Linked DNA regions of Homo sapiens: region 1 is linked to region 2. Evidence: chromatin loops called from intact Hi-C (ENCODE). Cell type or tissue: ascending aorta. All regions are shown on one strand. Each heading gives the region's core, and the rest is flanking DNA. Links, peaks and the distances in the headings are about the cores only.

Region 1 (14,626 bases), core at 2,313-10,312, 47 kb after region 2:
GAACTCAGAATGCTGGGTTCACCTGGGGTCCATAGATAAGGGGAGGCAACAGGATACTTACTGAGTGGCTTTGGGCCAGCCATGTGATGGGTGCTGAGGGTGGCACAGGGTGCTGACAGCCTGGCAGGGATCCTCAGACCTGAAGACAACCACTGCACAAACACTAACCTGAGAGCCCTTCCTGGAGGAGGCAGCACAGGTGTTGGGCTTCAATGGATGGGTTAGAGGGCCAGCATGGTGGCTCACACTTGCAATCCCAGTGCTTTGGGAGAGCGAGGTGGGACGATCACCTGAGGCCAGGAGTTCAAGACCAGCCTGGGCAACACAGTGAGACCCAAGGCCTGAGACCTTGTTTCTACAAATAATTTTTAAAAAACACACACAGGCCAGGCACAGTGGCTCGCACCTGTAATCCCAGCACTTTGGGAGGTCGAGACAGGAGGATCACTGGAGCCCAGGAGTTCAAGACCAGCCTGGACAACAAGGCAAAAGCCCATCTCTACAAAAAATATAAAAATTGGCTGGGCGCGATGGCTCATGCCTGTGATCCCAGAACTTTGGGAGGCTGAGGTGGGAGGATCACGAGGTCAGGAGATAGAGACCATCCTGGCTAACACGGTGAAACCTCATCTCTACTAAAAATACAAAAAATTAGCCGAGTGTGGTGGCAGGCGCCTATAGCCCCAGCCACTCGGGAGGCTGAGGCTGGAGAATGGTGTGAACCCAGGAGGCAGAGCTTGCAGTGAGCTGAGATCGCGCCACTGCACTCCAGCCTGAATGACAGAGCGAGACTCCGTCTCAAAAAAAAAAAAAAAAAAATTAGGTGGGTGTGGTGGCATGCATCTGTGGTCCCAGCTACTTGGGAGGCCGAGGTGCGAGGATGGATTGAGCCTGGAAGGTCGAGGTTGCAGTAAACCCTGATTATGCCACTGTACTCCAGCCTGGGTGACAGAGTGAGACCCTGTCTCACAAATAAATAAATAAATAAATACACACAAAGGATGGGTGGAAAAAGTGACAAGACATGACTGAAAGCACAGTGGGCAGGGACTTCTCCAGGGTGTCAAGGACCACGGCAGTAGAAGAGAAGAGAAAAGGCAGCAAGGCTGGGTTGTGAGAGGCTCTGAATGCCAGGGCCAGGAGGCAGGAGTTTGACAGGCAGGAGGGGGAATGAAAGGTAGATGCAGACTGGAGAGGGAGATGGAGATTCCCCCTGCTTGCCCCTACACTTGCATCCTTACCTCTGCCCTGGCAGGCAAAATGCCAGGCCTGCATGGAGGTCCCCAGCGCACCATCAGCTCCATCTACCATCTACACACAGCACACTGGGTCTTGTCCCCAGGCCCTGGAGCAGTTCCTCTGCTGCCCTCAGTTGAGTTCCCAGAGGAAGCTTCTACCATGGAGTGGACTCTCCTGGGCCCTGGGTCTTCTCCTTGTGTGCGTCCTCCTCACCAGCCTGAGCTCAGCTGAGTGGCCATGCTGGCAGAGACCCTCACAATCATTCCCACAGCCCTTACAGCTCTGGGGTCACACAGTCTCAGGCTTCAGTCCAGTTACGATAACTTAAAGTCACATAATCTCCTCAAACCTCAGTTTCCTCACCTCAAAATGGACATAATACCAAGTTTATTTTTTTCCTTTTTTTGAGACGGAGTCTCGCTCTGTCGCCCAGGCTGGAGTGCAGTGGCGCGATCTCGGCTCACTGCAACTTCTGATTCCCTGGTTCAAGCGATTCTCCTGCCTAAGCCTCCCGAGTAGCTGGGATTACAGGCACGCGCCACCAAGCCCAACTAATTTTTGTATTTTTAGTAGAGACGGAGTTTCACCATGTTGGCCAGGATGGTCTCGATCTCCTGACCTCGTGATCCACCTGCCTTGGCCTCCCAAAGTGCTGTGATTACAGGTGTGAGCCACTGCACCCAGCCTTTTTTTTTTTTTTTTTTTTTTGAGATGGAGTTTTGCTCTTGTTGCCCAGGCTGGAGTATGCAGTGGTGCGACCTCAGCTCCCTGCAACCTCCGCCTCCCAGTTTCAAGCAATTCTGCCTCAGCCTCCCAAGTAGCTGGGATTACAGGCGCCTGCCACCATACCCAACTAGTTTTTGTAGTTTTAGTAGAGACAGGGTTTCACAATGTTGGCCAGGCTGGTCTCGAACTCCTGACCTTGTGATCTACCTGCCTTGGCCTCTCAAAGTGCTGGGATTACAAGCGTGAGCCACTGTGCCTGGCCTGTGCCTGGCATTCTTTCAGGCACTGGGGCTTCAGCAGTAAATTGCACAGACAAGGTCCCTGTTCTCATTGGTTTCCATTCTAGAGGGGGAAAATGAATGTAAAAATGAAGTCGTTTCACATTATGGCAAATGCTGTGAAATTATAAATAGGATAAGGTAACAGGGGGACATAACAGAGTAACTGGAGGTGGAAGAGTGATTTTAATTGTTTTGTTTTGTTTTGTTTTGTTTTTTTGAGATGGAGTCTTGCTCTGTTGTCCAGGCTGGAGTGTAATGTCAGGATCCTGGCTCACTACAACCTCTGCCTCCCAGGTTCAAGCAATTCTCCTGCCTCTGCCTCCGGCATAGCTGGGATTACAGGCACCCGCCACAAGGACTGGCTAATTTTTGTATTTTATTAGAGACAGGGTTTTCCCATGTTGGCTAGGCTGGTCTCAAACTCCTGACCTCAAGTGATCCACCTGCCTTGGCCTCCAAAAATGCTGGGATTAAAGGTGTGAGCCACCGCACCCGGCCAAGAGAGTGATTTTGGATAAGGTGGTCAGGGACTTTGTCTCTGAGGTGTCATTTGAGCTGAGACCTGAAGAATGCAGAGCCAACCATGCTAAGAGGTAGGCAAAGGGTGTTCCACAGAGCAGAAACAGCAAGTGCAAAGATCCTGAGGCAGGAAGAGCTTGCTCTGTGGGGAGGCTGGAGTGGCTGGAGCAGAAGGAGCAGGGAGGAAAGAGGCATGGCTACTGGGGGTCCTCAAGGACCTTGGGAGAAGTCTGGCTTGAATTCCAAGGGCTGTAGAAAACCATCAGAGGTGCTGGGTGCGGTGGCTCATGCCTGTAATCCCAGCACTTTGGGAGGCTGAGGCGGGTGGATCACCTGAGGTGGGGAGTTTGAGACCAGCCTGACCAACATGGAGAAACCCTGTCTCTACTAAAAATACAAAAGTAGCTGGGCGTGGTGACGCATGCCTGTAATCCCAGCTACTCAGGAGGCTGAGGCAGGAGAATCGCTCGAACCCGGAAGGCAGAGGTTGCAGGAAGCCGGGATCAAGCCATTGCACTCCAGCCTGGGCAACAAGAGCGAAACTCCGTCTCAAAAAAAAAACAAAAAACAAACAAACAAACAAAAAAACAAAAAAAAAAAAATCAGAGGTTTTCATCAGGTGTGCTTGATTTACACGGTAATTGCTCATTAAAGGCTTGCTGTTATCACTATGAATGATAATATGAAGCCCAGAGAGGAACAGCAATGCCCAAGGTCACAAAGTTCCCATCCCACAGTCCCTTCCTCCTTTCTCCCTCCCCTAAGTAGCCATGTGGATCAGCCCCAAGCTGGTGGGTAGGAGGTGAGGGTGGCTTCCCCTCTCATTCCCTCTCCTTCCCTCCGGCCATTTCCCGTGCTCCTGGTGCCCGCGCCCCAATTAGCCGGCAAGGCTGACGGCCTCAGCTTCGAATGACAGACACCTCCTGTCACCCCCTGACGGGCAAGGAGATTAACTCAGAGCAGCGCCAGCTCGAAGGGACGACAGGAAGGGGCGGAAGGGGGAGGGGACGACCAGACCTCCCCCGACCAAGGTCCCCTAGCGCCTTGGAAGGAAGTGTGTGAGGGTGGAGGGGGTTCTTCCCCCAAGAGCCGAGTGCTGGCAGGCTGGGAAGGACCACCTCAGCCTCCTGATTGGCTGCTCCCGGTTGGGGCCACTGCCCCAACTTCCATCCTTAGCTCCTCTGAGGGCAGAGAGTATGTTTGTGAATGCTTCACAGTGGCGCCCTCGGCACTGGGGGGGGTGGACCGACAGGAAACTCAGAAAAGGAGAGACTGGTCCAAAGGTCACACCGATGGGCTAGAATTTGAGCTGAGACTACCTGACGCCAAAGCCAAGCTTCTAACCACTGTACTTTATCACCCCTCTCTGTAGGAGGGGACTCAGCTCATGCCACTCAAGAATTTACAACCTACTTTGGGGCTGTGTGATACAAGCCCCCAGAAAGGGAAATTAACACAGCAGTTGTAGGCATAGACACTGAGCACCAAGCTGGGGGTCAGAATTCCAGGTAACTCTCCAGGAGGGTGGGGCCAAAAGAGGAGGGTACCGCATGGAAGCCAGCGCCCTGGAGGAGAGTAGCTGGGCCTCAAAACACAGGCATGGCTGGTCAGGAGAGGGCAAGAGGAAGGCTCTCCGATTCCAGGCAGAGGAGAAGTGCATGGACAAAGGCTTGAAGGTGAAATGGGCAAGGCATGCACTATCTGGTCAGACCTTCAGGCTGCAAATGACAAAAAGCCAACACACACTGGCTTAAGCAAAATTGGACCCTACTGGCTCGTTCTAAGGCTCAAGTAGAAGAGTGTTTGGCTTCAAGTTTAAAAGGGTCAGTATCCCTTTGCTGGCTTCATTCATGGGTAGCTCTCCTCAAAAGGTAGGTGGCCCCAGATTCCCACACTACCAGATCAGAGAACCCCTACTTCTTCCCAGTAATTTTTTTTTTTTTTGAGACGGAGTCTCGCTCTGTCTCCCAGGCTGGAGTGCAGTGGCACAATCTCGGCTCACTGCAACCTCCACCCCTCCAAGTTTAAGCAATTCTCTGCCTTAGCCTCCGGAGTAGCTGGGATTACAGGCGCAGGCCACCACGCCCGGCTAATTTTTTGTATTTTTAGTAGAGACGGGGTTTCACCATGTTGGCCAGGCTGGTCTTGAACTCCTGACCTCGTGATCCACCCGCCTTGGCCTCCCAAAGTGCTGGGATTACAGGCGAGAACCACCGCGCCCGGCCTCTTCCCAGTATTTCTAACCAAACCTTGGGATTCAGCCTGATTGGTCAGGCCCAAGTCACATGTCCATCTCTGAACCAATCACTGTGGTCAGGGAGGATGAGTTAGCTGCTTGGCTTAGTCCCTCAGCACCAGGGGTAGGTAGAGTCCCTCTAGAGCCTTAAGGCTGGTGGCAGAGGTGAAAGGTAGTCCTTCCAGAGGAGGGTGGGCACTGGGGGCCTGTCAACACCAGGGTGCCCTAGTCCCAGGGCTGGATTCTAGACCCTGGATGACCCCTCCATGGGCAGCCTAAGGACCCCCACTTTCTCCCCAATGCTAAGAGTTCCACCTGTGTAGATGACAAACAGCAGCCCAGCTCTGGCTAGGTGAGAGGGGCCTTCAGGAAGCTTCCTGATCTAGGACAGGAGAGGTCTTGGGAGTTTTCCCTGCCAGGCCTGCTCTGGTGCCTTGGATGTCTCCATGGGCCCATCTCGTCTCTCCACCCATCCTTCACTTTTAGCTCAGATATGAGCTTCCTCCTAGAGTTTGTTTCGTTATCAGAGTCTTTACTTGCCTTTTACAAAGTTACCCACTCTGGCTAGAGCCCAGGAAGGGCAGTCTTGGAATAGGAAAGACTACGGCCAGGTGCCAGGAAGGACTGCCACAGGGAGAGCCTTCCACCCTATAGCCAGGAATGGGTATGGCTCTCAGTCTTATGAAGCAGTCAGCAGCCAGGCCAGCCTCCAGGTTAGGGTGAGCACTGCAGCAGCCCATCCTGGAGCCAATGACCCTGGAAATAATGAGTTGTGTTCACTTGCCAGAAGCAGGAGGCACCAGTCTTCTGGCAGCCATGCTCATGTGTTTGCAGCATGGACTTGGAAGTCATACTGACAGAGACTTGAATTCTAGGTTGGCTGAGTGATGTTGGACTTGCCCCTCTAGCCTTTGGTCTTCTCATCAGGAAAATGAGGATAATGCAAGGAAGGCCTGACCTCAAGGGGTAGCAAAGTTCCAAAGAGATATTGCACACCAGGTGTTGGCACCACTCTTGGCACAGAGATTCTTCCATGAAGGGGCAACTGTTAACTACTAGTATTCTTCTAGCTTTGACTGGCCCTTAGCCTAGAGCTCAAGGCAGCCTTTTCTGGACCTCAGTTTCTCCATTTGGACTTCCAGCCCTCTCACTCCCAGAGTGGGTGACTTGCATGATCTCAATGAGGGGAGGACCCCTCCCACATCGGTCAGTCCGTGGGGGCGTGGGGGGGGTGTGGGAAGGCTGTCATGCCCAACCAACATTTTCACCAGGCTGGGCGGGCAGCGCCAGGCAGGCGGGAGCTGGTCAGGTTTTTAATTGAACACGATGCAAATGAAATGTAAATACCATGCAAATAAGCTCTTGCCAGGAGGCGCTGAGCTGGGAGCAGAGGGAGCAGGGAGGGGACTGCTGAGTAGGGCTCCTCCCCGGCCTCCACTTTTCTCTCTCCTGTGGCTGCCCACGCCCACCCCCTGGTGCTGCCCACCCAGCTAAGCCATTCCATTTGGGGAACAGCAGGCGCTTCACCTCCCGAGTCTCCTCCCAGATGCCTGTGGCTCCTGGTGATGGTGGGGTGCTTGAGGAGGCAGGGACCCCATAGATGGGGCCAGGCTGACACAAACACAGTCACACAGAAAGACCCACATGTAGACATAGAAGGAACAAACAGATACAGACGCAGAAATGCACATTCCCTGTCAAGCCCCCTGCAACACTGAGAGACCCCTCAGAGACAGCCAGTCACACATAAATATACACGATTGTACATTCAGTCATAAATACACACAGCGGCACAAATAGACCCAGCCGCAGAGGCACACGTGTGTACACACACACACACACACACACACACACACACACACACACAAACTGCCTGCCCTGCCATAAGGACTTCAGACTGAGGTCCTTGTGCCGGCTGAAGGTCAGAGAGTGGGACTTTGGGGAGTGGGGGAACAGGCACCCTGTGTGGTCAGAGCCTCGTGGCCTGAGCAAAGCCAGGCAGGCAGAAGGGTGGGGAAATCTTCAGGGTGGCCTGGGCCCTTTGCCCACCCCCATCCCAAGACCCATGACCACACCCCAGGGCTCACGGCCACTAGAGACCCCAGGTGTTGGTCCATCCCCTAAGTCCTCAGGGTCCACTGGGCCTATCCCGGGATTTAGAGTCTCCTGTGGTCCCACAGCACCCGCTCCTGAGGCAGCCAGCCATTTAAGTGAGGCTGGTCCAGGGTGACAGAGCCTGGTCAGCAAGGTCAGAACTCATGCCCCACCCTGCCAAGGGTAGGGGGTGACACACAGGGGAGTAGGAAAAAGCCTGAGCGTCTGGACCCACATCTGGGGGTGGTCCCAGCCCCCTCCTAGAGGTGACTCACGTCCTACATTTAACTCTCATTAGCGCCTCTGAGCCCAGCTGGGAGGGACAGCGGCCAACCTCTCCCAGCACAGGGAGCTCTGGGTGGGCCGCCCTCTCAGCAGCCTCAGTTTCCCCCCTCTCCAGGACCTGGCCTGGGGACAGGGGCTGCGTGGGAGAGCGGCGCTCCTAGTTCCCTTCGCCTTAGCAAGGGCTGGCCTCCATCCCACGGAGGGAGGGACTGGGTGTGGCCTCTTCCAGGAACCACCCCAGCAGGCCCCCGCCGGATGCAGCGGCAGCGGCACAGTCCCCCCACTCCCCACTCCGCCCCCCACCAGCCAGGCCCAGAGGTCGGGAAGGAGGGGAGGGCCAGAAGGCGTAGGATCGGAGGCGGCCGGACTTGCTGCTGCTCCGCCGCTTGTCCCTATCCGGCCGCGGCCCTCCGACAGCCGCAGCGCGAGGGAAAGCCTGACCCAGGGCGGGGGTGGGTGAATGGGGGCCAGGGAAGGAGAGACGTGGCCAAAGACCCAAGGCGGTTCCCGGCCTCCTTCCTTCTCCGCTTCACAAGCGCGGCCCTGCTCTCACTGTGACTGCAGCTGCCCTGTGAGTCGCTCATCGCGTGCCGACACCGTGGGCGCAGGCCCCAGGGAGGCCACGCTAGAGACCCCCACCCCGCCCCAGGAGGGGCCGGTTCCGCCAGCCTCCACCACACTCCCTCCCCCTTCCCTGCTCTGTGGGAAGGAGGCAGCTGGGGCGGGGGTGGCCGCGGGAGCGTCTTGCCCGTGTGATCGTGCCGAGCGGGGAATTCGGGGCCATGTGGGAAAGACATTAGTGCCGGCCGCCCTGCCAGCCAGGAATGCGCCCCCCGCTCTGCAGCCGCCGCCTGCCTGGCCCAGAAACGGTGACTCACCCGCTCCGTGTTCCCACCCCCTCATCATGCACCCTCCCCTGCCCACCACAGGCCTGGCCCCAGGCTTTCCAGCCTCCCCGTTCTGCTCCTGCAGGTCCTGCTACCTGCCTTGCCCATCCTCCATTCTCTCAGTTTCTTAGAACACTGAACCAGCTCGCACCTCGGGGCAGTCCGCAGTCACAGCCCCCCGCCGCCCAAGGAGGCCCGTCTATCTCCCACAAGCTCTGGTTAGAACACTCCTTTGGGACTTAGTTCCTGGGGCTGTCTTCTCTCCAGACTGATCGCCCCCGTCCCGCTACCGGACCAGGCCAGGAGCACAGGGCAGGTGCAGAAAAAAGGAGTCAATGAAACCTCTTCAGCTCGAGAAGCAGAGCACTGTGTGGGAGTGCTGTTCCTAGGGCTCTTCCTCTAGGAACCTGAAATACAGCAAGGCCACCTACCTCAAAGGCTGTGTGACCCTGGACTCTTATTCCCCTAGCCTGAGCCTTGCTTTCCGCAGAATGGGACGACAGCACCATGTGCTAATGGTGACAGATATCTGTAAAGCCCTCGGCTCAGGGCCAGCTGCTGGAAGGGACTCAGTCATGATGACGGTGTTGATGATATCCCTGGCAATCAAGGCTATTTAATGAACACCTACTATGTACCGGGCCCTAGGTTGGGTACTTTCTTTTTTTGTTGTTTTTTTGTTGAGACTGAGTCTCACTCTTGTTATCCAGGCTGGAGTGCAATGATGCAATCTCGGCTCACTGCAACCTCTGCCTCCCGGATTCAAGCGATTCTCCTGTCTCGGCCTCCTGAGTAGCTGGGATTACAGGCCCATGCTACCACACCCGGATAATTTTTGTGTTTTTAGTAGAGATGGGGTTTCACCATGTTGGCCAGGCTGGTCTTGAACTCCTGACCTAAGATGATCTACTAGGCTGGGTACTTTCTGCATATCATCTCATCTAGTCTCTGCCTCAGTCCTATGAGGTAGGTTCTGTTACTATCCTTCCTGTACAGATAAGGAAATACTGAGGTTTGGCAAGGGGAAGACACTGACCCAGGCACCCACAAGAGACAACAGGGCTGTGGCCCCAGCACACCCAGAGCTCTCCAGCGCCCATACCAGAGCATCCTCTAGGTCTGCCTCTTCTAAAGATCACACTGGGCTCCAGTAGGCAGGCCCTTGCTGCCCCCACCCTCATTGGAACCCTGCAACCAGCCTCCACCCAGGGCCACCTCTCATAACTTTTAATAAGAGGTAATAGCACCAAGCAGCGGGCATCAGCTTCGTTTTTAATTATCTAATTTACATTTAATTTTCCCCAACAACGTGATGCAGTTTATTAATGTTTTACCTAAGAGCATCCATTCATGGACTGAAAACACATTCACAAAACTAATGGACATTGCTTCTGTTTTGGAGGCCCCTAGTTCAAAGTAGGGGATCCCAGCTGGGGTTATAGGCCCTGAGACCCAGCAACCAACACAACTCCCTGCACTGCACTAATTAATAAACAAATGCCCAATTGTGGTGGCTCATGCCTATAATCCCAGCACTTAGGGAGGCAGAGGCAGAACAAACACTTGAGCCCAGGAGTTCGAGACCAGCCTGGGCATCATAGCAAGACCCCATATCTACAGAAATTAAAAAAATTGGCTGGGCATGGTGGCACGTGCCTGTAGTCCCAGCTACTCAGGAGGCTGAGGTGGGAGGATTGCTTGAGCCTGAGAGTGAGCTGCAGTGAGCATGCTATTTGCACTCCAGCCTGCTCAAGACCCTGCCTCTGAAAAAAAAACCAACCAACCACATGTCCCAGAATTCTTTTGGAGCATGCCCCTTCCCTGCTAGCCTCCAGAAAGAATTATTACTCTGCCAGACACTTTATGGGACTATCTCATTTAATCCTTGTCCCAACCTTTACCAACAGGTAAGGTATAAACACCTGTTTTACAGATGGAAAAACTGAGAACCAGGAGAATGAAGTGTCTTGCCCAGGGTCACACATGACAGCTGAAGGGAAGAGCTGGCATTGCAAAATTAGGGTGTGGGGCACAAAGTCCACTGTCTGCACTGCAGTATTGGTTGGCCCCCCTCAGAAAATCCAGACTCTGGTCCTGCAGATACTGGCTTCAAACTGTGAGGCCTCGGGTCTGTGGGAGAAGTATGTCTTGTTGTTCTCAAGATGTCAGTGGAATTGGGTGACAGGGCTAGTGGGGAGAAGTGTAGGAACTCAGTGACTCAGATCCCACAGCAGTGGATCTCTCAGGCATCCCAGAGGCCAGGGTCTGGCTTTCCAGGCTTCTCAGTGCCCAGTGGCTGTGATTTCTATAATGGATTTTCCCTGGTTCCTCCTGGAGGGTCCCAGAAATGGCAAGGGGCTCCCATCTTTCTCCCATTGGCCCCTAGATGAAACTGGGCCTCCTCTAAATCAGAAATAATGAGCAGACAAGATGATTCTAATTTCCAGGAAAGAAGAGAGAATATGAAACCCAAAATAAAATCCTGAGCCTAGAACTGGTGGAAAGAAGACTCAGGCCCAGGACAAATGGACGGTGTGTTTAATCATCTTGACCTTATCTCCAACCCGGCAGTGTAAACCCTCAACCCAGCCCCGGCCAGGCTGGGCAGGCAGGTAACATGGACACTCACCCCAGCCTTGGTCAAGCCCAGGTAGATGAACAATATGGGTCTCACACAGAGCCAGGCCTTGGCCAAATGAACAGTGTGGATACTCATCTGTATCTCAACCACACCCATCCTGGATGGTCAGTGTGGACCCTCACCCTGGCCTTGGCCAAGCACCTGGCAGACAGGTATTGTCAACACTCACCTCAAGCTTCACCCAGACCCTGGGCAGAGGGCAGTACGGCCTCCCCACCCCATTCCCAGTCATGCACACAGAACCGGGAACTTCTCTGAGATTTGAAGCCACTAACCTCCTGCCCTACTGTGGGGCACAGATCTATTTTTCAACAAATGCCTGGAGGTCTCAGTAGCTCAGTTGGCCACTGCAGGGCAGGAGAGGGCCACCTGGAGCTCAAAGGCCTGGAGTAGCATCCCTTGAGCCACCATCTCTGGCCTCAGTGTACTCATCTAGGAAAAGCAGATTCTGACTCAATACATACTTCAGGGAGCTGTCAGGACTGCTCCAGTAATTAAATGAGATGGGGCAGCTAAGGCCCTGACCCTCTACTCCATTCCTGAGCCTCCCCTCTTCCATGTAGCTCCCTTAGTACACAAAAAAAGGGGAAACCAGGCCCAGAGAAGCCAGAGGACTACCCCACAATCACATGGCAAATTGGGGTCAGAGGTGGAAGTTGACCCCAGATCTGGGTCTCACACAGGGCCAGGACTTTGGGAATCTCCATGGACCACGGCACAGTATGGTTAAGTAGCACCTTGGTATCTGGTCCAGGCTGGGCTTGGTGTGTGTATGTGTGTGTGTCTATTACTGGGAGTGGGGCGGCAGTGGACAGGGTGTTGGGGGAGCTGCTGCTGCTGCCTCCCTAGTATTTTTAGTCTCGAGAATGAGCTGAGCTCAGGGCTCTGAGCTCCCATCGACAGTGAGGGAAATGGGAAGGTCCCCACCACCCCTCCCTCCCACCAGCAGCCTGGAGCCGGGTTGGGTGGGGGTGGGTCTGAAAAGGAGCAGGCACCCCAATGACTGGGGGCAGTCAGGCCCTGACCCCCTGCACCCCTGCCCACACCCATCCAGGCCGTCCTTTCAATGCCCCATTCCCTTGGGAGTGTGTCAGCACCCAGCTAAGCTGGCAGGGACAGGTGCCCCCATCTGCCCCCTGCTAACCTCAGCTTCCCTTGCTAGGAGCTCCAGGCCAGCTCTCGCCTGCATCAGGTCAGCGCTGCAAGGTTCCCATGACAACGGATGACAGCAGCAGAGGCTACTGGCCGCAGGGTCAGGGGTGAGGGGAGTATGGGTGGAAGAGCAGGAGAAGGGAAGGGGCCCAGCATGTGGGTGGGGGAGGGGCTAGAGTGAAGGACCCCCAAATTGCAGCTCCCTCCTGAGTCTTGGACCCCCAGAAAAGGTCTAGAACCGTGGCTGATTGATACTGGAAGGTCCATTGCACTAATTGGGAAAGCTAGGCTCAGGAAGGGCTGGCTATGCCTTTGGTCATGTGATCATGAATCCAGCTATGGGTAGGGCTTGGATGGAAATCCTATCCCCCTGCCTCCCAGCCCAGGACTCTGCTGCTTCTAGGCTAGGCATGAGGCCAGATGTCCCCTTATCCCCACCTCCAGGAAGGGTGTGGGTCCCGAAGCTCTCTGACCGGCCTGGCCATTCTGTGACTTGGATTCCCCATCCTGTAATGAGTATTCAAGGCCCCCACACTAACAGATTACTTGTGATCAAGCCTAGCCCCTCACTTTATTTTTGAGACAGAGTCTTGCTCTGTCGCCCAGGCTGGAGTGCAGTGGCATGATCTCGGCTCACTGCAACCTCCATCTCCTGGGTTCAAGAGATTCTCTTGCCTCAGACTCCTGAGTAGCTGGGATTACAGGCGTGCACTAGCACGCCTGGCTAAGTTTTGTATTTTCAGTAGAGATGGGGTTTCATCATGTTGGCCGGCTGGTCAAGAACTCTTGACATCAGGTGATCTGCCCACCTTGGCCTCCCAAAGTGCTGGGATACATGCATGAGCCACCGTGCCCGGCCCAGCCCTCCACTTTTTAACATGGGATATGTTTTGGTTCCTCTGGAAGGAGATATGTCAGGAATCAGCCTCCAGCTGACTTCCTACCTCAGTCTCAGGGCCCCAGAGTGGGGTTGGGAAGTTGCCCCACATACCCAGATTGACTAAAGGCTTCACTCCAGATACATGTTAGCCCCTCCAAAGCCTAAAGGCCAAAGGTTCCAGAACCATCATTGGCTCCCACTGTCCCCAAGACAAAATATACCCATTTGCCTTGGATCTTGAGATTGGCCCATCGTTCCCTGGGCTCTCTCCAGTGTGGTCTCCTCACTGCCCCAGAAGTACCAGTCTCCAAGCCTCCTAGATAGGCAGCATGGTACTTCGAGGCTCAGCTTCACTCACCTCCTCCAAGAAGCCTTCTTGGCTCTTCCCATGCATTCAAATCTCTTGCCTACCAAGGGGTACAAGGCTAGAGAGCTCACAGGGACCTCACACAGGATTTCTCATTCCACCTTCATAGGATATCTGAAAAGCAATGTTACTTGCTGATGAGTAAACTAAGGCCCAGAAAGGAAAGCCTTTGTAGGTCACATAGCCTGTGAATGTCCACTTGGTGCCTGGCTCCAGAACCCCTTTTCTCTTGGAACTTCTTGGGGCCTCCTCTTGGCACTCGCCAGCCTGTGGCCCTGCAGCTGGGCTCCCCAAGCTCAGACCTAACAGTTCTTTCCCCAGCCCCTCATATACAACAGGCCAACCCATGTCCTCCTCCAATTCATCCATTGATTCAACATTATTGAGCATTTGGCATTTGCCAGGCAGACAAGCCCCTCCCTCCAGGAGTGCTCCTTCTAGTTCAGAAGATCAGCAAGTGAACAGGTGAGTTCACCCAGTGTGACCCCAGCAGGATTGTGATGGGAGCACTTAGGGCAGTGGGTGCGTAGAAGAGGGTACTCCAGCTCTCACTTACAGAGTCAAGGCCAACTCTGACCTTAGAAGTCTTCTGTGCAAAACAGCTCAGCCTCTCTTAGGTCCCACCTGCCTGGGGAACCTTATTCTCATGTCTAAGCTCAATTCCACTTGCTGCAACCCCTCAAAGACTTTCTAAGTGAGTGACTGGCTGACAAAGGCCAGTTCCCAGGTACTGACCCCAGTGCTTTATCACCCAGTAGCCTCATCTGTATCTGCCCACTCACTCTGTATCTCTCTCCACCATCTCCACAAGCCCCCCAGGACAGTTCAAGAGGGCTGGCTGGATAGCAGGTCCAGAGCCATCGGATCCATCACACATCTCTTTGAGTCCCCCAAATAAATACAGCAGGTCCAGGGACCTCTTTCAGTGGCCCCCACCTCTAGCTCTATGTTAGGGAACTGGCAGTCTCGGGGAGCCATGGGAGCGGGGCCAGTGGGGACAGCAAGAAGTAGGCAGGGAGGCAAGGGTCAGAGCCTCCCCCATTGCAGGGCTGCTGAGCCAGGCCAGAAACTGGGGGAGGGAATGAGACCACGGGATTGCTGCTCGGTCCTTAGGGTCCCTGAGGGCCAGCAAAATGGAAGAGAAGGAAACTCAGCTCCCAGAATCCTCCCACGAGTTGGACTGGGGGCCATGAGGGCTGCGGGAGGCAGAGCAGACTCCTGACATTCGACCCAGCACCCCTCCTCGAGGTGGGGGCCCGGAGCTCTGGGCGCCCTCGTGATGAGGCCGGCTGCAGGGTGATTAATCTTGCCAGGCCTGT
Region 2 (14,626 bases), core at 4,129-12,128:
GGGAGGTATAGCCTTTCCAAGGAGCCTTTCCTGCTCCAAAAAGCAGCTCCACATGCAGCAGGCGTCCTGAGAGCAGGATGGGACTCCTGTGGGATCAGTCTCTAGGGCTTGGCCTCTCTGGGCCTTGGTTGCCTTCACTGTCAAATGGGTTAACAGCATCAGCATCCAACACAAGATGCTTCTGGGAGGATGAAATAGCTCTTAGGCTGAGTTCATGGGCCATGGCTAGAGCTGATGGTCCATGTTAGGGTCAAAAGTGAGGGGTCAGGATGCATACACCCCTCCCACTAGGACAAAAGTCCTCACTGTCATTCCTTCTTAGGTGGATAAGGGGACTTTATGAGCCAAACCTCAGAGCCTAATTAATGCAGTTAATCACAGGCCCAGCCACACTGGCCATGGGGACAGCTGGGAGGGAGGGTCACAGCTCAGTTACCCAAAAGCATGGAGGGGCATGAAACAAGGTTATTGGTGGCCTTCTCCTCCCCCATGGCCCTGAATGGAGGCTTTCCTATACCCTGCTAATCAGCACCCATCCTGCAGCCCCAGCTCACTGGGCAAGTCCCTTCTCGTGTCCAAATCCCGTTTCTCGCGCTGCAGCTCAGGAAGCACGTGGGATCTGCAGTCAGGGTCCTGGCTGTCTCTAATCAGGCAGGTTAGTTAGATTGGTCTCCCAATGGCTGGGCTGAGTAACACTGAGTTTGCTGATGGTGGTGGGATGGGTGGGTTGAGTCATAACTTCTTGGAATCCAGTGTCTAGCCCAGGAGAAAGGCAAGAATGAAGACAGGAGCTGGTGGCAAGGAAGAAAATGCCCCTTTCTCCCTCAAAGGGGCCTGTGCATGTGATGCTTTATGGGGGGTAGGGGGCGGAGGGGTTGGTCAAAGACTGGCCAGGGTTGTAGCAGGAGGGGCAGCCCACGCGGGCAGGGGCGCTGCCGTGTTATAAATCACCCTCGACTCAATTAGAGCCTGTGAAAGGTTGTGCACACCCAGCAGAAAGCTCCGCGCTTGGCGGGCAGCCAGCTCTCTGAGGGGGGCTGGGGGCGAGAGCTTGTGTGTGCCTACGTGTGTGTATGTGTGTGCCTGTGTCTTACTGTGCAGATGTGCTTGTGTGCCCTTGTGTGTGTTTCTGTGCCTGTGTGTACCTGTCTGTGCCTGACCTATGTGTGCCTGTGGTGGGGGGAGAGTATACATGCCTGTGGACTCTTGCATATGCAATATGCTCCAATGTCCTTGTGTGTTTGTCACCAGGTGCATCTGTATGCACCTGTTCATGCCTATTTGTGCTGTGTGTGCACTTGTGTGTGTGTTGGATGGGTGGCTGTCCTCGTGCCCATGTGCACTTGAGTGTGAGTGTGTGCGTGATTGTGTCTCTCCATCGCTTTGCCTCTGTATGTCTCCTTGCCTGTGTGCACCCAGGTGACAGTGCATGCTGGTGATGAGTTGAGCTGGGCTGGATGTGTGGGTGGGAGTGGAAGGGTGTTCTTATGGTAGGGGGAGAGTTATATGTTTTTAGGGAGAGGCAGAAACAGAAAAAGAGACATGGATGGATGGAATTATGGGCCGGCAGAGAGAGAGTGAGAGCCAGAGGAACCTAGTAGAGAGAGACGTGACCAGTAGGAGAACTAAGCTTTGAGGAGTGTGAGGGGCTTGGCAGTGTCGAGGATCTGCCAAGGACAACCACCTCCACCACTGAGTCAAGAGGCTGGACTGGCTGGGTGCAGTGGCTCACACCTGTAATCCCAGCACTTTTGGAGGCTAAGGTGAGAAGATTACCTGAGGTCGGGAGTTCCAGACCTGCCTGGACAACATAGGAAGACCCAGTCTCTACAAAAAAATTTAACATTAGCCGGGCATGGTGACACATGCCTATAGTCCCAGCTACTTGGGAAGCTGAGGTGGGAGGATTGCTGAGTCTAGAAGGTTGAGGCTGCAGTGAGCAGAGATCATGCTACAGCACTCCAGCCTGGGTGACAGAACGAGACCCTGTCTCAAAAAAAAAAAAAAAAAAAAAGGCTGGACCCTAGCCATGCCATGGAAACACTGTCCTAGAGTGGCCAAAGAGCAACCTTGGAGGTCATCTCTCCTTCCCTGATGATGGGCGGTGATGAGCATCGACATCTCAATTATCTCACAGAACGCTCACAGGCACACTGTGAAACACGCACTATTACAATTTCCACTTTGTAGATACCAAAACTGAGGCTCATTGACTTGCTCTCAACAAGTAAAGTAGAGCCAGGGTCTGAACCTGGGTTTGTCTAATTGCAAAGGTCTTGCCACATTCATTACTGTTTCCCCAGGGTTCCCAGTTGGTCACACTTGAAGGGGGTGGGAGGAGAGTCTGTGTGAGTATGTGTAGGTGGGTGGGTATGCCTCCCCATCTGCCTGGGCACTCTCTGAACCCCAGGCTGCTGTGCCCCTAGGGCCAGCACACAGTAGATGCCAAAGAAATATCTAAGTAGGGAACCAAGAGTAGCTGGCAGAAGGGAGCTTGGGGTGGGGAGAGGAGTTTGTGAACCATCCCAAGGATACTGGCCACCTCCGCCCCCCTCTCAGGCAGGAGGTGCTGTCTTGAGTCCCAGAAGACTGTGGAGTAGGAGCTGAGATTTTCCCAGAGCTAGGCTGGGCTCTGCCTCATCTTCATTCATACCCAGAGCTGAACCACCTGGATGTATCTCTAGACCAGCATCATGTCTCACCTGTCCCTCCTCTACCCAAGCCACAGTGATATCCAGACCCTGCCATGCCCCCAGGAACATTTGGGGCCCTGAATAAGGATCCCCATGGGAGAGGCCTGCACAGGAACCATTAGTCAGGAGCCAATTTGGAGCCCTGGGCTTAGTTTCCCCCATCTATAATGGCATTTCTTTGAGGAGTAGTAGGAGGGATCTAAATCGCTCAGTCCTGGGCCTCCTTGCTCAGCCTGGAGAACCCCACCCTGGAAGTTGCCCCAGGCCTCAGATCCAGCAAGGCTGGATAGAGTGAGGAATGCAAACCCAGAATGGGCTTCAGCCTCCCTCTTGCCCCAGACACCCAGGCCCCACAAGGGTTCCTCTTCCCCAGGCTCTTGACAGACTCTTTCCCTGAACCATCATCCCATCAGTGGCCTTGTTCTGCTCTCATTTACTGACCAGGTGCCAGGGGTGGGAGGGGCTTGGGCCTCCCCTAGGGCAACCTCCAGGAGGAAACCTAGCTTTGTGCTGAACCTTCACCCTGCCTTTTCTGCAGGCCCCACATCTGGAACCATTTCAGGCAGAAGCATAAGGCTGAGCTGCCCCTCCTTTGATGATGTGGCTATGGGGAAGGGTCATGCCCTTTGGAAGGTTGGGGGTTACAATGCATGGAGGGCAGCCCTCCTGAGGCTAGGAAAAGGGAGGAGAGGGAGCAACAGGAATGGGCAGGGCTGGTGGAGGCTGGGCAGTTTGGAGTTGAGATATTCATATTTTGGGTTTTTTTTTGTTTTGTTTTTTTGTTTTTGAGATGGAGTCTTGCTCTGTCGCCCAGGCTGGAGTGCAGTGGCATGATCTCAGCTCACTGCAAGCTCAGCCTCCTGGGTTCACCCCATTCTCCTGCCTCAGCCTCTGAGTAGCTGGGACTACAGGCGCCTGCCACTACACCTGGCTAATTTTTTTGTATTTTTAGTAGAGACGGGGTTTCACCGTGTTAGCCAGGATGGTCTCTATTTCCTGACCTCGTGATCCACCCACCTCGGCCTCCCAAAGTGCTGGGATTACAGGCATGAGCCACCACACCCAGCCTGGTTTTTTTTTTTTTTTAAGACGGTCTCGATCTGTTGCCCAGGCTTGAGTATAGTGGCACAATCACGGCTCACTGCCTCAACCTCCTGGGTTCAAACCATCCTTCTTCTTCAGCCTCCCAAGTTGCTGGAACTATATGCTCACACCACCATACCAGCTAATTTTTGGTGTTTTTCATTTGTTTGTTTGTTTTTGTTTGTTTGTTTGTTTTGTAGAGATGGTGTTCTGTCATGTTGCCCAAGCTGGTCTCAAACTCCTAGGCTCAAGCAATCTGCCCACCTCGGCCTCCCAAAGTGTTAGGATTACAGGCATGAGCCACTGTGCCCAGCCAGTTGAGGTAATTGTGTCTTGGTGCCCAGCACTGGAAGAGAAGCAACTCCTCCAATATGTGGGATCAGGGGACAACTGCAGAAAGGATACCGTAGATGACCAGCATCTTCATCCCTGAGGAAAGGAATCCAAGCTTCACTCTTGGTACGCCTCAGTTTCCCCATTATTTAAATGGAGACATTACTTTCCACACAGGATTCTGGGGAGGATCCATGGTGAGATGATGTTTTGGCACAGGGCCAGCACATCCTAGCTGCTCAGAATGGGGCAGTGGCTGCTGCTGTTGCTACTATTACTGCTTTGTTTAAAACATAGCTGCTTCCACCAAAGCTGCCATCCAGCTGAGAAGATCAGGACAACACACCCAAATCAGTCAGAGAAAATGCAATCAGACACTGGAACTCTGGGAGAGAAGGATCCTGGAGGGCTGGGCAGTCAGGAAGAAGTTCTCAGAGGAAGTAACCTGGGGCTGAACTTCAGAGATGGGAGAGTGAAGCCAGCCAGAGTGGTGGGTAGAGGGCATGCTAGGGGGGAACCGACTGAGCAAAGCCCTGGAACAGGAGGGTGCCCTACAGGTCAGGTGGGCCTGAGTGTGTAAGAAGCAGAGAAGCCAGCTGGGGTCGGTTGGGTGCTCCAGGGGGCCTGACTTACCCTGGGGAGACGAAGGGGGAGACTGGATGCTAACTGCCACCTTTAAGGAAGGACTGTCTGCCCTGAGGCCCATCCCACCTGCACTCCATCCCAACAGAAGTCCCGAGGATCCGCAGGGGGCCACTGACACCCACCCCTATGTATTCACCCCCCCCAACATACCCCAGGGCTCCTAGAAATCAGGTGACTGCTCCCTTCTCTCTTTATTTATTCTCTGTTTTTTCCCTTTTCAGGAGACGATAATTATTCAGATCATCGCGGTGATTTACTCGGCAATCAGAGCCGCTCGATGCGGTGGCCGCGGAGCCGAGACAGACGAGCATTGCCTAGGAGGACGGGCCGGGGGCTCAGCGCCCCTCCCTCCCACCTGCCCGGCCTTTGTTCTCTTCGAGGTCTGCACCCGCGCTGCCTGGCGGGCAGTGGAGGCGCCCACCCGCGCGGACATGGCAGCAAGCTCGGGGTCTTGGGAATGAGTGTGCACATGAGTTCGCCCGGGGGAGGGGAGTTTGGGGGCTCGTGTGTTGCTGGGTGCTGGCTTGAAAATGATGGAGTACCTGTGTGCATGTTTGGGGGTGGTAGTGGTGGTGGTTGGGAGTGTACTAATGCACGAGCATTGCGGTCAGGTGTGTAATTGGAATGTGTGCACCTGTGTGATTACCGGGGGCCTAGGGTACATCTGTCTCCACAGGCTTGTTCAGAAGTGCAATGGGCAGGTGCCCAAATATGTGTATTTTAGGCACATAGCGGGGAGGAGAAGAGAGTTGGGGCTCTTGTGCTGAAGCTGTCTGAGGTGATCATGGAATCATGGATGTGGCAGGGCTGGGTTCTAGCTCAGCCTCTCGAACCGTGTCTGGCTGGGTAGGTGGGGTGGGGGCGGGGGAGTGTGAATCAGCTCAGATCCAAATGCCGAGTTTTCCTGGGTCAGTGCTGGGGCCCCGGGGGTCACGTGAATACAGATGTGGCTCGGTTCACAGGCTGTGTTCACACGTGTCCGCAGACCTTCGCCCCCTCCCGCCCGCGGGCTGGCGCAGTGACGGTGACCTCATTACCGCCTCCGCAAAGGCCCCTTGAAATCCCTGCGCCGTCGCATTTGGCTGCTCAAAGTGATGGGAACGGCCTGAGCTTCCTGATCAATCGCTTAAAATTCAGGGTCGGCTCGCTCGCGGGAGAGGGCTGCCTGCCAGCCCCGCGCACCGCGCTCTGCCGCCTCCCCCTACACCCCCTCCTTGCTTTGGCGGGGCGATGCTGTCGTATTGGAAAACATCCCCGCGCTGGCTGGGGGGCCCGGTGGGGCCAGCGCTGGAAGCCGTTCCACTCGAGCAGATGGCTGTGAAACTTTGGCGGCGAGATAAATTGGGTCTGACGGCGTGAGGCCGGCTCACAGATGGGCGGGATTCTCACGCCGGCCCCCACGTCCGGCCGGGCTGCGGGCAGGGCCGACACCGCTCAGAGCCCCCTTTGGGCACCCGCCTCGCCAGCACAAGCCTTCAGGAGGCCACCCATCCGGCAACAGCCTTCCTCAGCCGAAGGCGCCCTCCACCACATTCCTTCCGGCCCCAGATCTCCCCAGAGACGAGCCCAGAGGGAGGGACAGCCCCCAGCCCCCGCCCGGTCACCTCCGCCAAGCTGGCAGCTGGGCTTTCCCCCTCCTCTGCCATCCGCAGAGGCCTGAAGCGTGAAGGTTAACAGCTGGGGGGGAGGCTGCGTCTCCCTCTCTCACCCCCGCTCTGCTGCAGCCCCGCCCACCTGCCAGCCCAGGGGATGTCGTAAACAGGGCTGTGAGGTGTGTGTGTGTGCGGGGGGTTGGGGGTAACTGAAGGGGGGGAGACAAGAGAGAGTCAGACAGACAAAGAGAGGAACGAAAATGAGCAAGAGGCGAGCGGAGACCTGAGCAGAGACTGAGGGACAGAGACAGCTAGAGACAGAGACAGGCAGAGAAAGAAATGGAGATGGAGATGTGGAGATAGACACGGAGACACCCAGAGAGAGAAGGGAGGGAGGAGGAACCTCAGAGCCAGAGAGGAGACACACAATGAAAGTGGGAGGAGGGCGAAGGACCGGGCGAGGGGACAGGATACTGGCAGAAATGCAGGCTGCCTCGAGCTGCGGACGACCGTGGAGGGTGGGGACGAGCCGAGGTTGGGAGCAGGGTGCGACCCTGGGCTACCCTCACTCCTGCACCCACCACCAGGGCTGGGAGCCAGAGCGAGGGAGCGTCGCTGCCCCTGGGTGCGCCCTCCATCGCTACGCCACTTGCCCGCCTCGGCTTCCCCGGGAGCGCTAGATGAAGGGAATGGCGGGGTTGGGGAGCCGTGGGGGTCAGGGGGTGCTGCGCGGCCATCACACTGCCGCAAAGCCAGCCTGTCTAGCAGCCTCCCTCGCGCATCAGTCCAGCGGGCAGATATCGATCCCGCCCAGCCAAGCTCTATACTCGCGGCCTGCAGCCCGTTCTGTGGCGGTCCTACAAAGAAGCGGGGGTGCCTCACTTCTCGGGCCTCCCCCGCGGGGGATTCTGTACCAGAATAACACCCCCGGGGCCAGGGTCAGGGCGGCACACTCGCCCCCGCCTGTCCCAGCGCGATCCCATTCGGCGGGCCCAGGTAGCCTGCGGCAGGGAGAAGGCTCGGGTGACCCCCCAGCCCCGCCTTCTGCAGGGCGCGCGAGGCCAGAGGAAAAAATCTTCGCTGAGTTGATGAAGTTGAAGTTTCGTTCAGGGCGTGAAGGAGACAGCCAATCAGCGGGCCGTTATTTACATGGGCTCTCTGATTGGCTCTCACGGTGCCTCTTTAGAATGTTACTTTGAGACCTTCACAGAACGAAAAGCCCCCCGCTGGGGGTGGGGGAAGGCTCAGAAGCTCCAAGGTTTCATGTAGGGCTCCCCAGGCCAAGCTTTGAGGGAAGATGGGGAGCTTAGATATAGTTTTGTCCAGCTTTCACGATACAAATGACCAACTTGAGTCTGGAGAGACAGAGAGGTGGAGCTTGGCCTGGATCCAGGAGATGAGTTCGGCCTAGCGCTCTGCAGTGGGCCCACCACCCCTGATACCTAGACGTGTGGTCACCTTGGCGGTGGGGAGGAGGGGCTTGGTCCTGGCAACCCCTCTCATCCAATAGCAAGAGAGGGGCTGATTCAATGGTTTGAGGGGGCAGGAGCAGGTAAACCTGGCGGTGTCGGTCTTGTTTGTGACCGGACAGTGTGGGTGGTACCATCATGTTGGAAACCCCGCAAATAATGCAGCCCCAGAGGCAGGCCAGGCTGACCCTGAGGTCATGTTTCACTTGACAGCCTGGGCAGGCACACGTGAACACAGGAGACCCCCAGGCGGGGGCCTCGGGGCCTCAAGAAGTGGGTTTGCTCTGAAGGGAGTGGCACTGGGCAACCCGCAGCAGCTCCGCACTGCCCCGCACCCGCACTACCGCATCCAGCAGACACTGAGTCACTCTTGGGGACGGGGGCGAAGTCAGGACATTGGCAGCTAGGAGCAGAGAAGTTCTCTCAGAAGGCCTCCACCCTGCCTTCCCCACTGCGTCGGCCCCGCCCACCCATGCTGGGAAAAGGGCCCCCTGGGGTTGCCATTCGCAAATCCTGCCCAGTCTCCTGGCCCACACTCCTCCCCAGGCGACTCAGCATAGATGACTCAGGACTTGGAGTGGGGCTGTTAATGGGCAAATGTGGTGGTAGGGGGGCCTGAGTGTGTGGCCGAGGCTGGAAAGTCCCTCCACCATCTGCCTGTGGCAAATTGAGGGACAGGTAGGAGAATTCACTCTAGTGGGGTTCTAACCCTGCCCCAATTCTTTCACAGTGACACAGCCTGGAGACCCAGCTCTGTCACTCAACTCTACATAGCCTTCACCCAGAGCCTGACAGTGTATATGAACAAGAGGCTGTGCCTGTGAGTACTTGCGTGCCAGCAGCTGGCCTTGTGACATGCCCCTGTGGGACCTTGGGCTGCAGCATCAAGTGCTAGGGCAAACACCTTGTTTGCAGAAGACCCAAGGACCCCACAGCCAGTGCCAGGACAGCTAAGAGACTCCACCACCTGCCACCCCCCAGAACTTACCCTGCTAATGAACCAAACTTGCTGTGTGACTTTGAGTGCAGCTCGCACATCTCTGGGCCTCAAACTTCTCTGTAAAACCATGCCCTCCTGAATGTACCATTCCCAGTGGTGGCAGCTGCAGAGAAATCACAATAGCAGGGGCAGGGTCCAAGAAGGGCCTGAGAAGCTGGTTCAGCCTGTGGTCTGGGAGCCAAGTGGGGCAGGGACAAGATTGCCAAGTCCCACGGTTCTCACCAATTCTCATAATCTCATCTCTCCTCTTGTCTTCCTGCCCGCCTCATAAATAGCAGGAGGCTGGGCTGGGTCTGGGGCAGGAGCGGGGAGCTGCATGTGTGCATTTGTGTGTGTGTGTGTACACACACATGGGGAGGGTGTGAGAGCCTTCCCCCCACCCCCGCCGCTGCCACCATCGTGCTCTGAGAAGCTGAGATAATCCCTCGCCATCTGTCTTGTGTTGCTAACCCACTCAGCCGGACAGCTGCCCGGGCCACAGCTCTACAGGCGAGCAGGCGGGGGAATGAGGGGCATGGGGGGAGCTAGCCAACTCTGAGGACCAGGCAGCAGGGACACTCAGTCCTCCCATCCCAGAATACCCCTGCTCTAGAAAGGGAAAGTAAAGTCAGAGAGGGGACAGGCAGGACTTCCCCCATTCCTGCTTCTGAACCTGGGAAGGATTGGAGGAGTGGAGACCATTCCCTGGTCTGGGAGTTGGAGGCCGAGCCTCCCAGAATGCAGGAAGGTGATACAGGATCACCGTCTAGCTTATGTTGTTATGAGCCCACACAGATCACTGTGATGGGAGGGGTGCAGTAGGACAAGTCAGGCCTTCTGGGCGCAGGGAAGGGAAGAAGGGGTCGTCTCATACTTCCCCAGCCTCCAGACAGGCCAGTGTCCCAGGCCTCCAATGGTCAACTTCCCAGAGCCAGGAGGAGAAGGCAGGCTTCTAGGATTTGGGGTGGATAATGCTTAGTGTACAGGCCCATTGTTCTGATGAGGAAACTGAGGCTCAGAGAGTGAAGTGACTTGCCCCAGCTCACCCCATGAGTGGAGGAGCTGGAACTTGGACCAGACATCAGGCTCCAGCAGCCCTAGCTCTGCAGCCTGTTCTTTCTGCCTGCTCCCCATCATCAAGCCCCTCACCCTGCCTCACCTTCCCAACTTGTGGCTATCCCATCCTGGGGCTCTGATGTTCTGTCAGCTGAAGCCCAGCAACCAGACTCTCAGCAGTATGGTCCCAATGCAGTCCAGGGGATTTCAGCCATGACAAGCAGAGCCTGAGGAAGGATGAAACTGTGCACTCAGTGTGGGCTCCCACCCTCCGCCCCTTCCCTGTCAATCATCTTTCACCTCTCCCACACAATTAGCATGCTTCCACACACATGCACTCTCAAATACAGATCGTACACACTCATGTGATCACACAGACAGGTCCTCACTCACAAAAAGACATAAACAGTCACACCTACAGGGATTGAAACATACAATCTTACAGATACAAAGGCAAACTCAGACAGCCTCTCACCTCCTCACACCAACACGCAGACCCCAGCACTCACACCAAACACACATTCCACCCCCACAACCTCCACACACTGCAGGCTCCCAGTTCCTAAATCTCACCAGCTTCCAACCTCCCAGGTTCTCCATCTTACCCCACACGAAGCAGTAACCCTCCAGGGTCAGTGCGTTGGTAGGAGTGGGTACCAGAGAGACGTCTGCTCTGTCCTTCCTGCCTATGGGTGAGGGCCCTCCAGCAAGGTGCTGGTGAGCCTCCATACCCTCCCCATCCCCCAAGACTTTGGAGAGCTTCCACCTGGCCACAGATCCAAGAGAACAGTCCTCACCTCTTGCCCACAGGGGCTCGCAGCTCTCCTAGGCCCAGGAGGAGGAAAGGGACCAAGGGGAGGCAACTGCTTCTCTTCTGAGGGTCTCAGCTTGCCGGGAAATGACACATACCGAAATAATCTGACAGTGTTCTGAGCCCCCACAGGGCCACAGACTCCAAGTCCTCTTCATGATCCAACCACTACATACCTTTTTTCCTAAACTGCTGCTTCTCTGCTTTTTCCCCACTCCAACCAGCCCTTAAGGGACTGTAGAAGCAAAGGTGAGCTGACCCCCTCCCACTCCAGGCTGGAATTTGGCTCTCAGATCACTGTATTCTCTTGAGCCAGAGGGAGCTCCTCCCTGAGCCCGGCTCCCCCGCAGCTAAGGAGAGCCCAGGCTCCAGATACACTCACACACTCATTCACACACAATGTGGCACACTCACACCTGCACTCATGTAGATGCTCACCTGCACACATCCTCATGCACGTTCACAGCCACACTCACACACGCACTCACACTGTCACCCCCTCCTGCTCTCACATGCTCACTGTCACTCTCATGCTCAGTCACACCTCGCCCTATCACACTCATGGCCCTACCTGAGCAGGCTGAAGCTCGGGGGCCCTGAGGTCCATAGATCACTGGCAGAGGCCTAGAGTCTGGTGTTGACAGCCTGGTTGCACAGGGAGAGGGGAAGGGCTGCCACTGAGGCCTGGAGGGTCTTGAATAATTCAGGGTGGTGGTGGCGGTGGTGACCGCAGCCTGTCAGCTGCAGGGAAAGGCTGGTGGCTAGATTGTTCCGGGAAGCTCGCTCCTGGTGGTTTGAGGAGAGTCAGCCCAGTTTGAGGGCTCACTGAACACACAAAGCACTTTTCCCACACGCTTTCAAGGCACGTTGTCACATGGGCCTGCACAGCAGGCATCACGGCCCCGTTTTACAGGTGAAGAAACTGAGGCTTTCATGAGGGAGAACTCACAGCTATCAAGCAGGGGCCTCCAGGCTCCCACCCACACTCCTCTCCCCCATACCCACATATACCCTGGAGAGAGCTTCCTCTGATCATCGTGCCCAGATGACAATGAGAGATGCCAGCCATCTGAGGACACTCTGGAATGTGATGCCAGGGCCTGAATCCAGGAAGCACCTGGCTTAGGGCCTGCACATAGTAGGTGCTCAGTTGCTGCCTGCCAAATGAGGGCATTGTGCAGAGGCAGCACGGAGTAGCCTGGGGCCATACCTCTGCCTCTTACCCAAGTTGCTAAACCTCTCTGAGCCTCAGTTTCCTTATCTATAAGATGGGCACTAAGTGTACTGGCCTTATGGGATGTTGGTGAGGACTAACCGGGAAAACACACCTAAGCCAGTTAGCTTGGGTCTGGTCTGTAAGAAGGGCTCCACATTGCACCTAAATTGTGATGCGAATACCCTTGCCACAAAGAGAGAGAGCCACAAAGTGGTGGTCTGCACACACACGTACTCTCTGCCTAGGGCATACTCCTTACTGTCCTTTGCTGTTGTCTGCTTTTCAAGGGTGAGTGCTTCTGCCACTTTCTCCAGGATGACAGCTGTGGACTCCTGCCACATCCAACACCCCCTTGCTGCTCCCCACCGCCCTCCTTGGCACCCAGGTGGCTGATCTCCTATGGTCTTGCTGGCTTCTCTACCTTGTATGCTGAGGGCGGGCCCAGCCTGCCCCAGCTCAGGGTCTGCACATAGTAGGTGCTTGCATGTTGCCTGCTAAACTGACAGCCCTGTAACCATGTCAGCACAAAGCAACCAGCATTTTGGGTGCATCTGCAGTTAAAATAAACCACTGAGGTCATGGGTCTGTTCTCTCTGCAAAAACAAAAATACCCCACTAGCCATATCTGATGAGAACCATAGCAAAAGATCAGAATGTAATGGCTTCATCCAGAAGCAAAGCATGAGGTTCCAAACCATGTCCCTGACCTGAAGGGGCACCTGCCCAGGCCCAGGGGTGCCAACTCCTAGAGGCAGCTGGCATGTGACTACTGTGCCCAGTAGAGAAAGGCAGACACTCAGTCCCCAGAGCCCAGAGCCCCGAGGGAATTATGGAACATCCTCCATATTTGATTCAAAATAAAAACCACAGTAAACCATAGACCCAAAACTTATACGTCGGCTGAAATTAAAATAGCTTCTTGCTACGTTTTCTGGTTTCAATATTCTGGATAAACTCATGGAAGCTGAATCAGGCAATTTGTCTGTCTCTTGCTTTGTTTCTGCTGTTGCCCCTGCTTTGCAGGGATCTCAGCACACGCTTGGTCTCCCCTCTGAAGCAGACCCCAGCCGGGTCTGGGGGGTGTCCAGTCCTGCACTCCCAGGGCTGATCCCCCCAGGAAGGTATCCATGCCTATGCACACACCACCCCCATGGGTTCTTGTGGCCCCTCAGGAAGGGGGCAGGACCAGGGCCCAGCCTTGGCCAAGAGCTGCCCCCAGCAGACCTCTCTCTGCCACTGCTCCCCACAAGGTTTCCAGCACCCCCAGCCCCTCCCTCTTCTGGGGAACCTTGCGGCTGGGCCCGTGCCTGCGGCGAGTCTCACCCCAGTATTATTTTAGTCGCAGACAGACACGAGGCAGATGGTGACAACATCCCTTCCCCGCTCCCCACTGACGAGCCGTTGCCGCCCTGAAGCCTCAGGGTTCTTCTCCCTCAGGAATATTTCAGTCCCGACTCGGTGGCTAAATGCGGCTGCTCGTGTGAGACAAGCGCACATCTGCGCCTCCTCCTCCCTACCCCCTACCCATTTCCTGAGGCTGAGCAGAGCCCTGGGGAGGCCCTGCCCACTTGCAGCTCTGCCCCATCCTCCCAGCTGCCCTACTGTGTGCCAGGCATCATGCCATGAGCATGGTACCACTGGGAGAGGGCAGTTACTGTGCCCACTTTACAGATGAGGAAGCTAAGGCTCAGAGTGAAGCAGGGGCCATCCCAGATCACACAGCAGGAGAGAAGGCGTTCCCTTGGGTCCCAGTGCACCCTGGAGACAGACACAGCCTCCCTCTGCTCCTTCCCCACCCCTCAATCCTCCACCTTACCACCCCTGTGCCTACTCCAGGCAACTTGCCTTTCTAGGAGCTATTTCATTGTGCCCACTCTCCTGCATCAACCTGTAGCCCAGGGCACGGGGCTAGCCAGCTAGCTGGTCCTAGCTCAGTGGGCATTCGGCTATAATTGTGACTACCGAAGTCAGGATGGACAAATGCAGGAGGAGGAGACCTCTTGCATGAGACAGGCCTGGTTTCAAATCCCAGCTTTGTTATGACTTTGGGCAAATCACTTCACCTCCCAGGACCTGTTTCTTCATCTGTAAATGCACAGCAGCAGTATAACCTCTCCTTACCCCTAATTCAATGAGTGACTGCTATATTCCCAGCACCTAAAGCAGGGCCTGGAACACAGTGGGTGCTCAATGTGTATTTGCTAAATGAATGACACAGGTAATAAGATGAGCATCAGCCCTGGCTCCATGGAGCTAGTCCTCCCAGCAGCCCCACCCTCAAAAAGGCCTGGGGCCAGCTCTGCCTTGGTGGCCCACTAGGAGCTGAAGTTGGTCACAAGAGCCAAACAGAGTCTTGTCTCTAGGCCCCTCCCCAAGCCCCACAATGCAAAGTGCTTGGGGCCTTAGGGGGCGGGCCATGGGCACGGGGACCCCATAATAGGCCTGGGTGCCAGCCAAGTGTGGGAGTTGGGCTGAGGTTGTTTTGGTTCCCTCATGCCCCCTTCTCCAGCCACCCACCCTGACTGGCCAGGGGTGGTGAAGCTGGACAAGGGCTCTTTGAGGGCTTGGGACACTTTCTGGGCAGGTGAGGACATGTCTATTCCCAGTCAGGCCTCCTGGCTGTGGGCTCCCTACCCCAGCACAGTCCGACACCCCACCCCCCACCACACCTCAGCTGGCCTTCTGGGGCTGGGCCAAGATACACACTGACAAACCAGCACACAAAAACACCACCCACCACAGTGACACT

The links. Peaks named below come from ENCODE experiments on the same cell type or tissue, not always from the same donor. Only the 100,000 strongest peaks of a DNase experiment are listed, where the experiment ranks them.
Region 1: a loop joins it to region 2, with 2.9 times the contacts of the local background. A loop is called at or near these places in 19 of 110 quality-filtered maps.

The regions. Positions count from the first base shown.
Region 1 is chr5:139,690,598-139,705,223 of GRCh38, reverse strand. No RefSeq gene overlaps it. Among named protein-coding and RNA genes, the nearest start is that of CXXC5-AS1, 48 kb to the right of the region's middle. RefSeq lists enhancers at 3,190-4,014, 4,108-4,187, 4,015-4,840, 6,315-7,284 and a silencer at 10,166-10,460. In ascending aorta, for the core only: no CTCF peak of the experiment used is centred there; DNase peaks (open chromatin) are centred at 6,253, 7,473 and 8,233; H3K4me3 peaks cover 1,741 bases; H3K27ac peaks cover 3,658 bases.
Region 2 is chr5:139,739,179-139,753,804 of GRCh38, reverse strand. PSD2-AS1 (PSD2 antisense RNA 1) reads left to right here and starts at 7,582. Exons shown (of 3, transcript NR_105053.2): 1 at 7,582-7,611; 2 at 8,546-8,635; 3 at 12,165-12,458. It also overlaps a transcript of PSD2 not described here. RefSeq lists silencers at 1,393-1,544, 5,517-5,566, 9,236-9,829 and enhancers at 4,472-5,119, 5,817-5,926, 7,065-7,712, 10,748-11,296, 11,297-11,846. In ascending aorta, for the core only: no CTCF peak of the experiment used is centred there; DNase peaks (open chromatin) are centred at 5,754, 7,374, 7,784, 8,284 and 2 weaker places; H3K4me3 peaks cover 2,879 bases; H3K27ac peaks cover 3,649 bases; H3K27me3 peaks cover 836 bases.